3 separate regions of the Homo sapiens genome follow, and regions 2 and 3 are each linked to region 1. Evidence: chromatin contacts called from ENCODE Hi-C or POLR2A ChIA-PET data. All regions are on one chromosome and are shown on one strand. The core of a region is the stretch at or near the end of the contact, and the rest is flanking DNA. Distances in the headings are between cores, read along the strand shown. Region 1 holds the start of CAMTA1 (calmodulin binding transcription activator 1). Region 2 holds the start of PRXL2B (peroxiredoxin like 2B). Region 3 holds the start of SMIM1 (small integral membrane protein 1 (Vel blood group)).

Evidence for each region. Hi-C counts contacts between places; a loop is a spot of excess contacts on that map. ChIA-PET counts read pairs that join two places held with the same protein, here RNA polymerase II (POLR2A). Pooled maps may share reads with other maps.
Region 2: a pooled map shows a loop between it and region 1 (36-fold over the local background). The contact joins the promoter of PRXL2B here to the promoter of CAMTA1 in region 1. A Hi-C loop is called at or near these places in 1 of 37 single-sample maps with no recorded cell type and 6 of 50 pooled maps. POLR2A ChIA-PET finds 5 or more read pairs at or near these places in 1 of 52 experiments (PC-9).
Region 3: a pooled map shows a loop between it and region 1 (19-fold over the local background). The contact joins the promoter of SMIM1 here to the promoter of CAMTA1 in region 1. A Hi-C loop is called at or near these places in 7 of 50 pooled maps.

The regions. Positions count from the first base shown.
Region 1 is chr1:6,783,733-6,787,568 of GRCh38, reverse strand. It overlaps CAMTA1 (calmodulin binding transcription activator 1), which reads right to left and starts at 2,115. Exons shown (of 23, transcript NM_015215.4): 1 at 1,994-2,115. The coding sequence starts at 2,038. It overlaps CAMTA1-DT (CAMTA1 divergent transcript), which reads left to right and starts at 2,589. Exons shown (of 3, transcript NR_149049.1): 1 at 2,589-2,911; 2 at 3,346-3,420; 3 at 3,524-3,677. RefSeq lists silencers at 1,363-1,542, 1,553-1,822, 2,033-2,192, 2,533-2,942, 3,073-3,132 and 1 more and enhancers at 2,398-3,072, 3,073-3,749.
Region 2 is chr1:2,584,626-2,588,461 of GRCh38, reverse strand. PRXL2B (peroxiredoxin like 2B) reads right to left here and starts at 1,685. Exons shown (of 7, transcript NM_152371.5): 1 at 1,514-1,685; 2 at 1,167-1,371; 3 at 670-721; 4 at 9-72. The coding sequence starts at 1,576. RefSeq lists an enhancer at 245-877.
Region 3 is chr1:3,770,736-3,774,571 of GRCh38, reverse strand. SMIM1 (small integral membrane protein 1 (Vel blood group)) reads right to left here and starts at 1,823. Exons shown (of 4, transcript NM_001288583.2): 1 at 1,784-1,823; 2 at 1,391-1,509. CCDC27 (coiled-coil domain containing 27) reads right to left here. Exons shown (of 12, transcript NM_152492.3): 12 at 2,927-3,171. The coding sequence ends at 3,049. RefSeq lists enhancers at 444-959, 960-1,475, 2,762-3,440 and a silencer at 1,537-2,416.

The DNA.
Region 1 (3,836 bases), core at 866-3,365:
CCCAAAATGTAGAGCTAGTCATCTGACCCTTCCAACTTCCTGTGCACTGTATATGTAATGAATGTGATTTCATCTGTGTATACCTACATGTATGTATATGTAAACAAATGAATATAGCATCATGATCTGGTTCTCCAAAGCAGAACCGGAACAGCAAAAAACAGAAAGCATTCAAATTCCCCCTTCTGAAAGCTACAAGATCTAAAGAAATGTCTGGATCCCACAAGAGACAACACCAGAGCCAAAGGAAGGTTCTAGTACAACAAGGAGCACACAAGCAACCTCTTCCAGGATGGCATGTGGGCGACACGGGTGTCTACACTCCCTTTTCTGAATGGAAAGGCATATGGCTTCTCCTTACCCAGCCAACATGAATACAATTTGAGAAAATTAGAAAAAGTCAAAGTAACAGGCTCACTAAATATGGCTGACTGCGAAGCAGAAGCCACAGAGGAGGATATGAGTTCTCTCAAAAAACAATCGGGAAGTTTATATCCAGGAAAGGTTCAAGGACTCTTGAGTGTGGGACGGACAAAGTCTGGTTCTCACTGCACAGAAGACAGTAATCAAAACATCAAAAAACAAGGCCACATGACCCTTTTCCCAGTGAGGTAGTGTCAACTGATGAAGGTTGCCCCCTCCTGAGACACAAGAGTCAAGTGGAGGCAAAAATATACCCCGGTCTTCCTCAGACACAGGAGCAACTAGTGTGGCCCCTTTTCACTCAAGCACTAGGCACAATGGAAGCCCTGCCCTACATCTTATTGGGGCGCCCACTCTCACCCAGACAAGGAACTCCGAGAAGAGAGAACAAGTCAGTGTAGACACACAAATGGCGAAAGGAGCACGGTGAACGTCCAGTTGTCTCCATAAGAAAAGGAGGGCAACTCAAAGGGTATTTAGGAAATGAGCTCGCCCTAACCCAGCAAAGTGTAAGAGTATGCATGATCTGGAAGAAGTGTCTGCTTTCCTATTTAGAAATGACTTCAGAGCTGCACAAGCCCCCACTATCCACTGGGTGAGGAAAGAAGAACATGGGCAGCCTGAGTCCCCTTGTCCTGGCAAAAAGGGTCAACGGAGAGTGTGCAGAGGCCCCAAAAGAATCCAAAGAAGATGAGCAGATCAGACGGACCCCTGTGCCAAGGAAGGATCGGGGTCACGGAAGGTAAAGGGCAAGGGAGTGTGGAGATCCTCACTTGCCATAGAAACGGAGACCCCACCCTCCTGGCTGTGAGGGTGCAAGGGCAAGAGTAGGATGTGAACGACTGCGAGGGGCGGGGATGCTGCGCAGGCCCCCTTCCCTTCCCGGGAAGCGAAGGGGGAGGGGTCACACGAGGCCCTTCGGCCGAGGGACGCTCGGCAGGACGGGGTCCCCCTGGCGGGGAGAAGCTCGGGGACCCCCCGCCCGCTCAGGGAGGTGTCCACGGGGCTGAAGAGGGTGCCGGAGAGAGTACATCTGGCCCTGCCCGCCGGAGAGCAGGGGGCCGGCGAGGGCTGAGCGCCGGCCGCTGCCGCCCGACGGGGACCGGCCCGGAGCAGTGGGGCGCGGGGCCAGGAGGACCCGAGGCGGATAAACTTTCCGCCCCGCGGCCCCCACCGTGGACCCAGCGCCGGGGGTGCGGGGGCCGCGCAGCGGGCTCGGGAGCGGCGGGGATGCCCGGTCCGGGTGGGGGAGGCGCCGGCCCTCCGCCGGCTCCTCCTCCTCGCTGGGCCCGGTCCCCGCCCCGCGAGCCCCCCGCCCCCTCCGGCCCCAGCCCGCCCCCGGGGGTGGGGTGTGGGGCGCCGCGCTCCGCCGGCCCCGCGAGTCACCTCAGGACTCGGCCGCGCTCCGCCCCCCCACCCCGCCGGCCCCCTCCCCGGCCGGGTCGCCCGCCCGCCCGCCCGCCGCGCCCCCGCGCTCCCGCCCGGCGCCGCCGATGCCCGGGATGTCCGGCGGGGCCGGGTCCCGCCGCCCGCCGCGCCGCCCCCCAGCCCCTCGCGCTCCGGCTCTTACCTTCCGGCTTGTTTTCGGCAGCCATTTCCCCTCCGCGCGCCACATCCTCCTCCTCCTCGCGACCGGGACCCCGAGCGCGCGCCTCGTACCGCCGCCGCCGCCGGCCCAGCCACCCCGCCGCCGCCGCGCACCCGCCCTGGCCCCGCCCCGCGGCCCACGCACAGCTCCCGTTGGGCCGTGCGGCTGCCACTCATCGCTCCCGCCGCCAATCGCCCCGCACCAGGGGTCTCACTACTCTCCGGGAGGAGCGTCCTATCCATCCGGCCCATTGGCTGGTCACCACCCAACGGACTGAAAGGATTGGTCAAGAATCAACGCCCCCTCCCCACCCACTCCCAGGAAAGCCCGCCTTCCGGACCTAAACAAAGCTTCCTAGTGGCCAGAACCCGAAAGAACTGTCCAATCAGGACGGGCCCGACACGGAATATTTCCTCGAGGCCGAGACGTGGCGTTTTGATTGGGCGTCACTACAGTGTTTCCCAGGCCGTCCAGACCAATCAAAGGGGGTTCCCGGAACTCGGGAGCGGCGAAGGGAAGCCCCGCCCCCGAGCGTGACCGTCATGAGGAAGGCGCTCCCTCATTGGCACGCTGGGGCTTTTCCCGCGTGCTCCCGGGGCTGAAGGACGTTCCCGGGGAAGCCGCTGCTGGCGCGTGGGGTCCCGGTGGCTGTGGGGGACGCGCCGGGATCTCCGGGATCCCGCAGCCCGCCGCCGCTGCCGGTGGGGAGCCGGACGCGGGGGGCCTCGGGGCTGAGGTCCGCAGGGGTGCCGCGCCCTGGAGTCCGACTGCCTAGGAGTCCGGGCGTCGCTGCCGGCCGTGGGGGAGGGGCGAGCCTCCCGCCAGGCCCCGCCCCCTCGGCGCCGCGTCCCCACGGCCCCGGCGCCGCCCGCCTGCGCCCGCCTCCTGTGCCCGCCCCCGGTGAGCTCCGTTGTCCCCTTTTCTGGCGGCTTAAAATACCGAAACTTTATTTTGGTCACGTTGCCCATGTGACCCGCGGAGCGGATGACTCATGGTTGCCTGTCCCAGGATGAGGCCGCCGGCCGAAAGCAGAGAAGCGCCAGCCCCGGCCGCCCGGGTGGAGCGCTGGGCAGCCGAGTTTCCCACCCTCCTCAATCCGGAGAGTCCGCGCGGGGCTTTTCCTAATAAATAGCCAGGCACCCGCTGCCCTCGCGCTGCGTACGGGAGCACGTGCCCCCCGGGAGGTGGGCGCCCGCCAGGTGCCCCGGGAACGAGCCTAGGAACCGGGTCCGCCGAGTGCGGCTCTCGGGGCGGCTAGGCGTGCGGGTGGCTGGGCAGCGCTCCCAGGGACCGGCCTCTCTCCGGAGAAAGTAAGGAATTCTGCTCCTGGGCAGGTAATACCGGAAACAAAAGGAGAGGCTGCAATCGCAAATTGTTTAAAAAGAAGAAAAAGGAAAGAAAAGTTGAATGTAAGAGCTCCAGCCCCTCAATGTGATCTTGTACGGTTTGCAGTAAGAACATTTCATTCTTCCGCATTTTATTTTTCCTTTTGCTACTGTTGGTGACAACTAGCAAAATAAGTGAAAAATCCTCGTTCAAGTGTTCTGGCATTAAGATTGACTGTCACACTGAATTCTGTGCCAATCCTAACAACATGTGTTCTTTTTCTGGTCTTCACAAGTAAGAATGTCTTAGGTTTTCCAGAAATAAAGATGTCCCAAAAGAATGTTTTGTGTTACACACTCATTCTTCAAGAAACTTTAATTTTATGAGCCTCAAAAATTGCAAAATTTTAACAACGGCGGGACAATATTTTATCGATTAGCATTCTTAATAGCACCTATGTTGACGATTTGTGTGGAGAAACGGATTCTTAAAAGAAGTG
Region 2 (3,836 bases), core at 436-2,935, 4.2 Mb after region 1:
GCACACACCTTGGCAGCCACATCACGCACGGGCTTCCCCAGAGCTGCTGGGAGGATGCTCAGGCTGTTGTACCTGCGAAGACACCAGGTCGCTTGGCCAAACTCCGGAGAAGCCTGGGTCCAGAGCCTGCTCCAGTGTCCATGAGACCAGTTCCTAGGTCAGGCCCCACCCCACCCACCCGCCTCACCAGGGCTCAGAGATGGCACAGGCGACCAGATCAGTAGCCAGCCCAGCCCACCGGCAGGTTGGACACCGAGCCCAGTGGCTGCTAGCCGAGGGTCCACAGAGGGTGCAGGGAGCATGGATGGGGCCCCAGGCTGGGTGTGCCCAGGGATCTGGCTCAGCTGGCAACTGCCAAGCAAAGGAAGCAGCCTGTGGCACAGACACCAGAAAGCTAGGATGGCCCCTGATGGGCCACGAGGCTCCACCCCACGAGGTGGTCTGGACACCGAGAGTAAGCCCCGGACGAGGTGGCTCATTACAGTCACCCAGCACCCAAGAGAAGGCCTGGCAGAAGGGCTGGTCAACAGTGCCACCAGAGCCGCCTTGCCCAGGAAGGCCCGAGTGGACAGCACCACAGAGGGCAGCAGGGAGAGGAGGTGGCAGGGAGCGGTGGGAACCCCTGGGCCCCCCACCCCACGCTACCCAAGGGTTCCCGCCCCCACTCACCGCTTGAAGCCTAGCTCCTTGTAAAGCTGCTTGCTCTCATCCAGGTAGAGCTCTGGAAAGCGGAAGCCACATGTGTGTGCCCCAGGCGCAGAACCAGCCCCCAACCCACTCACCACAAAGAATCGCCCTCCTCCTTCCGACCCTCTGTTCCTCTGCCCACCCTCCGTGCTCAGCCCACCCCCGCAGGGCAGGGAGGGGTAAAACGGGGCTGAGTGTCCCCCCTCCCCTCAGAAGAGGGGCTGAGTCCCAGAGGCAACAGGTGGAGCCGGCGGGGCAGAGCTCGTCCAGACTCTGCTGCTGGGCCCAGGTCTGTGCAGGGCACCACCCAGCCACCAGCTGCGGGGCGGGGAGGCAGGGAGAGATGAGGGACGCTGACCCGTGGGCATATCAAGGCCGCTCCAGCAGACAGAAGGGCCGGGGTTGGGCAGGAAAGGGCCCCGAACGCCCTGAGCTTAGGGAAGGGTATGTGCGCCGCCGCGGCGGGGAACAGGACGCACCTCCCGCGAAGTAGTCGCCGTCCAGGAACTCCTGCAGACCCAGGGCCTCGGGCCCTACGCCCACCAGGCGCACGCCGTGTTGGTCCAGGAGCCCAGCAAGGCTGCTGAGGTCCTGGGCGATCCAGCGGCACACCACGCACCCGAAGCGCCGCAGCCCGGCCACCACGCACGCGTGCTCCCGCCACAGGCTCCGCAGCTCCACGGCCTGCCGGGCGGCTGGGTCATGGGCGCGCCCCGTTGCCCCCAGCCCCGCCCAGGCCCCGCGGCCCCCACCACCCCATCGCTGCCAGGACGCCCGGGCAAGGAGCCAGGGACGCGCCCACCGCCCTGCGTCCACCCGGCCTCACCTCCCCGGTCACCGCATGCTTCAGGATGCACGCGCCCACGCGAGCAAGGTCCACCGTGCTCATGGCGGCCGCTGCCAGCCCTGGTTCCCGGCTCCCCGACTCCCTGTTCCCCGCTCCCGGCTCCTCGCTCCTGGATCCCCGCTCCCGGCTCATAGATCCAGCCCCAAGCCCCGCCCCGAGATGCCCCGGTCCCGCCTTTCTTGCTGCCGCCGAGGCCCCGCCCCTTCGGGCTCGTCTCCGCCCCGGGCCCGCCCCCAAGATGGCCGCAGCGCGCCCCGGCCACGCCCCCGACCGCACCCCGAGCCCTGCTCCGCCCCCTCGGATTCGCCCCTAGTCCCGCCTTGTTTCCCCTCCTACTCCAGGCCAAGCCTCGAGATCGCGGCGCCAAATCCTGGGTCCGCCTGCTTCGGTCCCTCCCGCCTCCTCAATCCGGGCCTTGCGGGACAGTTGCTGTCCCGCGTCCTGGTCCCGCCCCTAGCCCCGCCTCTCCGTTGGGCCGCCGACTTGGACCCCGTCGGCCATTGGCGCAGCAGGCGGAGCTGGGCGGTGCGGCCCTCGGTGCGCGGTGCGCCTGTGCGGAATGCGGCGGGAGGCGGGCAGCCGGCTCGGGGTCGTCCCGGGGGGCGCCGGGGAGCGGCTGGGTACGGTGGGCCCAGGGGTGGTCCAGGGAGCGGCGGGGGTCTCCCTGCGGCCTCGCGCGAGACTGGGCTGGACTCAGGGTTGAGGGGAGAGGGTGAGCGCAGGGGTCGCGGGCATAGGGGACCGCGGGCCGGGGTCTCCCGCGGGGCGGGGGTCCCAGCAGTGGGGGGCGGGGGGGTGCGAGGGCTTAGCCTTTCCACGTGGCCTGGTTTTCGCTTGAAAATCCCCGCAAATGCGGCAGCATCTCAATTATACATGGACGCGATGTCTTTAATCATGAAATACTGTTCATGTCGTGCCGGTTGCATATCAGCTTTTAACCCGCCAAACCTTGGGGCGAAATAGACCCCGGGGAGATAAGCACAGCTCCCAGAAGTGCACTGCGGGTCAGGTGCCTGGCAGATGCGTCCTGTTCCTCCCCCACTGCAGCCCTGTGATAGCTTTTGTCACCGAGTTGGGGTGAGGGCCGGGTCACAGCTTCACCCGGCCTGGGCTCCCACCTGAGCGGGCCCGGCCTGGCAGAGTCTGTGCTGCTGGCACGGGTCCTCACTCCCCAGGCCCCAGGACAGCTCCAGGGGCCTGGGCGGGCTGGAGAAGGAAGGGGGAGCCCCCACACTGTATTCCAAATAAAGAGAGGCCCCGGGGGGGTGCTGCTGCTTCGCCTGTGCCCTCGCCCTGGGGTGGTGAAGGTCCAGACTGCGAAACGGAAGTCGTCACTATGTCAGAAAGGGCAAAAAGCAAAACAAGGAAGGGGAAGCACTAGGAGGGAGGAGCTGTGGCAGCTCCAGAGCCCAGGAGTGCAGCCCCCAGAGACCAGGGCTACCCCTCTACCGTCTCGGGCTGTGCAGGAGGGGCCCTCTACCCTCTGGAGTTGTGCAGGAGGGGGCCCCTCTACCATCTGGGGCTGGGCAGGAAGGGCCCCCCCCCACCGTCTCAGGCTGTGCAGGAGGGGGCCCCTCTACTGTCTCGGGCTGTGCAGGAGGGGGCCCCTCTATCTTCTGGGGCTGTGCAGGAGGGGGCCCCTCCACTGTCTCAGGCTGTGCAGGAGAGGGCCCCTCTGCCGTCTGGGGCTGTGCAAGCAGTGAGCAAGCTGCCGCCTCCTTGGGAGCTGGGATCCCAGACGGGATTCAGCCATTTTCAGAGACGTTCCCAGAAACGAGAATGCGAGATCAATTCCTCGCCTGGCATCTCCCACCAACGCCATCGCTGCAGGAGCCTCACTGGAAGCCAACGGGCAGAGGAGAGTGGGAAAGGAGCTTGCAGCCTCCCAGCTCCAGTGATGCAGAGCAGAAGGTGGCTGGGAGGCTGAGAAGCCATAAGAAAATAGCAGGGCCAGCCCATGTGGCCGCTCAGATACATGCTATGTGTGTGTTTGCATATGTAGGGGCTGAAAAACTCCACCTCCATCCTTTTGAGGTCCTGGCTGGGCCCAAGAGTTAAATCAAGATAAGACAGATCATCATGCCAGTGTATTTGATTAAAGTTGGATGTGGCTCAGGAGCCCTCCTAAGGAAGTGAAGACCCAGTGAAGCAGACTCAGTCGTGTGCTGAGTTGGACAGAGAACAGTGAGGTTTGAGGAAGCAGCTAGATGATGTGGGGGGCTGAAAAGGTGAGAGGCATTTTATCAGGGACTGTACAGCATTTGCTGGGTCTCAGCTTCTCATCCTTGAGGATCAGAGCTTT
Region 3 (3,836 bases), core at 574-3,073, 3.0 Mb after region 1:
GCTCCAACTCCTGCAGACCTGGGACTCATCTTTGCATCTCGGCACTCAGCTCGGTGCCTGGCAGCCCAAGTGCCCAGAGGGGCGAGGAGACCACGGGGACTGAGCAGGAACTCCAAGCACTAGCACAGCTGCCCGGCCGGCCTGAGCCAGCCCGGACTCTAAGCACCTCCTTTACCCTCTGGCCTCTGTTTCGACCTCCTATTTACCTAAGGGGGTGTGGGGGTGGAGGAGTTGGAGGGGGCACGAGAAGTTGACAACCCACCCAGGCTGTGGGACTGGGGTCAGCTCTCTGGTCTGCTGGGCCCCCAGTGTCCCCTCTCAGCATCTGGCCCCCAGGAGTGGGGTCCTCGGGCAGGCAATGGCAGGCCCCTCACTTCTAGGAGCTGAGGCTTTGCTGGGCCCCCTCCAGCGGGGAAGGCTGACCTTCCTCCCAGGTCATCGGCACAGAGGCCTAAAGGCACAGCAGCCACTCCCCTGCAAGAAGCCAGCTCAGAAACTCAGGCCCCAGGCAGTTCTGAGACTCCCGGCACTTCCATGTCTGCCTTCCCCCAAAGCCCAGAGAGGCAGAAGGAGCTGTCTCAAAGCCATAAAGTGTGCCTTCGGTGGGAGCCCTGGCTCAGTGCAGCCTGGCACTCAGGCCCGGAGAGGCCCAGCCTCTACTGGAGTATGGGTGCTGTTTTCCCGGAGCATGTGGAGCGGTCAGCTGCCTACCCGAGGTTCACGCCCTCTTGCCTGGTGTGCAGAATCCCATTCTGGTCCCAGCAGCAATGTGCCAGCCCCAGGTAACAGCCATGACCCGGGTAAGACAAGCTTAATACCACCACCCCTGCTTTCCCAAGTCACCCAGCTGGGGTCCAGGAGCCAGGGTGCAGCAGGGGATGGGAGAGTTTGCTTCTGTGAAAGCAGCAGCAGCCACCTCCTTCTTCCAGACTCGACGTGATGGCTGGAGCTGCTGGAGCTGCAGCAGCCGCCTTGCAACCCGACATCCACGCAGCATTAGTCTCGGGAGTGCTGAGGCTCCAAGTCCACAGCAGCAGCCCACCATGGGCCTCCCGGTGGGAGGGGTCAAGCCCAGTGTGTTCAACTCTGGGATCATGGGTTCCTGTCTTGCTGACGTAGAACACGTTGTTCCCAAGTCACCCCGGTGCACAGCCACCAGAGCCGGCCCTTGAGGCTGGCCTCCCTCACTTGCTCAGTAAACGTCTCTCCACACTCATGTGATGGTCACAGGTGTGGCGGCAGGAACCCATCAGGGACTCCCCTCCAGGCCCTGGGAGGCTCCCGGATCCTGGCACCTCCTGGGGGCTTGTGAGTGCAGGAAGGCCCTAGGTACACAGGCGCCCCTCCATAGACCTCTTCACCCCACAGCGCCTCAGGGCCCCACACTTACCCGGAGAACCTTGCCTGAGGGCTGGGGCCTCTGGGCCAGGTTGCGGTCAGGGCCTGGCCAGCGGCCCGCACCTCCCAGCGGGGCAGGTCGTGGGCTGAGGTGCGGCAGACGCCTCGAGCCTAAAAAAATAAAGGTGACCGGAGAAGCCGATCTTGCTAAGGGCCGGGAAGGGAAAGTGGCTGGTGTCGGGGGTCCCCAGCAGCCACAAGGAGCCGGGCAAGGAGCCGGGCGGGCAGTTCCGGCCCTGGCCCCGCACCGCGGGTTAGGCCGGTGGGGGTCAGTCCAGGGCACGCCCCCACCCCCGCCAGTTCTCAGCCAGCGAGGCCGCGCACAGTCGCACCTGCCCACTGCGGCCGCACCGGGAAGCCGCAGCCCGGACCCCGCGCGCCTCACCTGTGTCCCCGCGTCTCTGGGCTCCGCAGGGGCCGGGCCTGGGCAGGGGGCGAGGGCGGGGGCGGGGCCACGCGGGGAAGGGCTGGAGCCAGCAGCGGGGAGGTGTCTGGTCCGGAAGGTGGCGGGGCTAGAGTGGTGGGCGGGGCCATGCGGGGAAGGTCTGGGGCCAGTAGCGGGGAGGCGCCTGGTCCAGAAGGGGCCGGGGGCGGGGCGAGAGGGGGCGGGGCGAGAGGGGGGCGGGGCCATGCGGGGAAGGGCTAGGGCCGCAGCGGGGAGGCGCCTGGTCCAGAAGGGGCTGGGGGCGGGGCGAGTGGGGCCGGGAGACGCCTCGTCCGGAAGGGGCCGGGGCTCTAGGCCGCCCAGCCCCGGGGCCAGGAGGTGCAGGGGGGCCGGGCAGGGTCTGCAGAGGGCTGCACTTTCTGCCCCCAGACGGCTCGCCCTTGGGGCCTCCAGGGTCCCCGACCTCCTTCACCCCTGCTGGAGCCCCTCCGACGCCACGAGCCTCCCAGCCCCGCGGGGACCCGGCTGCAGCGCCGACGAGACTGCGGGAGGCTCTGGGCGCGTCTGGGCCTGAATGCTGGGTTCGGGGACCCGGCCGCGGGGACCGTCCTCCTCCGGGGCTTGAGGGGCGTGGCGCCCGCACGTGGCCCACGCTCGGTGCTCGCGGCGGGAAGGGAAGCAGGTGTGGGTGGGGAGCAGAGAAGGGTAATGGGGAGAGTCCCTTCCGAAGGTGTTCAGGCGCCCAGAGCCTCAGAGGCGCCGGGGAAGCGTCGGGGACCACAGACACCGTTCCCGTGCGTAAAGCTTTCCTTCCAGGAGCGGGGGGATGGGAACAGAGCCCCCCACCCTCACCATCTTCCAGAGGGGTCCTCCAGCAAGAGAGTGCCCCAGCCAGGAGAGCCCCCAGGGCAGAAGGTCACAGACCCCTTCTGCTCAGGCGTGAGGTCTGTGCTGAGTGCTGGGCGGACACCCCGGCTCAGGCCTCTGGCAGCCTGGTGCCGCAAGGGGACCTGTTAGGAGCTAGGGGCACAGGCTGGTGTGCTGACTCCCTGTGAGTGAGCTTTGGAATGGGGAGTGTCCTTGTAGCTCAAGGTCGCAGAGGAGAGTAGGCCCCCGCGTGGATCCCAGAGAAGAAAAAGGTGGGACAGTGCCAACACCGGGGTTTAATTCTGAGTCTGAGAGCAGGACGCATGGTGGGGGCGGGTGGTTCTGGAGCTGGGCCCCGGCCTCTGCTGGGCTGACCGTATTTGGGGGCCTGGCTGGGCCTACTTGGAGGTCCCCTTCTTGGATTTGCTGGTCAGGAAGGCCTCTGACTGTTGCAGGGGGGGCACTTTGACGCCTTTCTGCTTCAGCTGATTATAGTAGTCGCTTCTCTCTGAGATAATTCTCTACACAAGAAACACAGCCGTCGAGGTGGCCTTCCCAGTTCCTCACCTTGGCCTTGAGGCCGGTCTGCACAGTCCGTGCCAGCTGCCCGGGACGCCACCCTCTCCTCCTCCTCCAGAGAGGCTTGCTGCAGCAGGGGTGTGCTGGTGAATACTTACAACCGGCTCTCCAGGGGGAGAAAAAACAAACAACCCTCGGCTTTGTGGCGTTGCCAGTTTCTGTGGTGGGAATATTCCCACAGTGGCTGATTTTCAGCCACGGAAGTGAAGTCACAGAATGCGGAGCCGGGGGCAGGTGCACACCACCAGCCCGCAGAAGCCTGCACTAAGCCCCCTCTTCAGCCCTCTTAGAGTTGTGAGGAGCCCCAGACTCCTAGAGATCTTTGAGGTCGTCACATCTGTCCCTCAAGTCCCTTCTGTCCTGTACAGAGGGAATGTTGTCCCCACCTCTCTTCCATTCTCCTCTCTGGGCCGTTGCTGGTTCATGTCAGGCTATGGCAAGCAAGCAAAGGTGCTCTTCCCTGGCTACTGTGCGGTGGGAATAACTCCCTCCATCCTCTGTCTTCCCTCTTCTCTTCCTCTTTCTCTCCCCTTCCTCCTCCCCTCCCCCAGACAACAGTACCAAGGCCGCAGAGACCTCTCTCCACATTACAGCTCTGCAGGAGAGG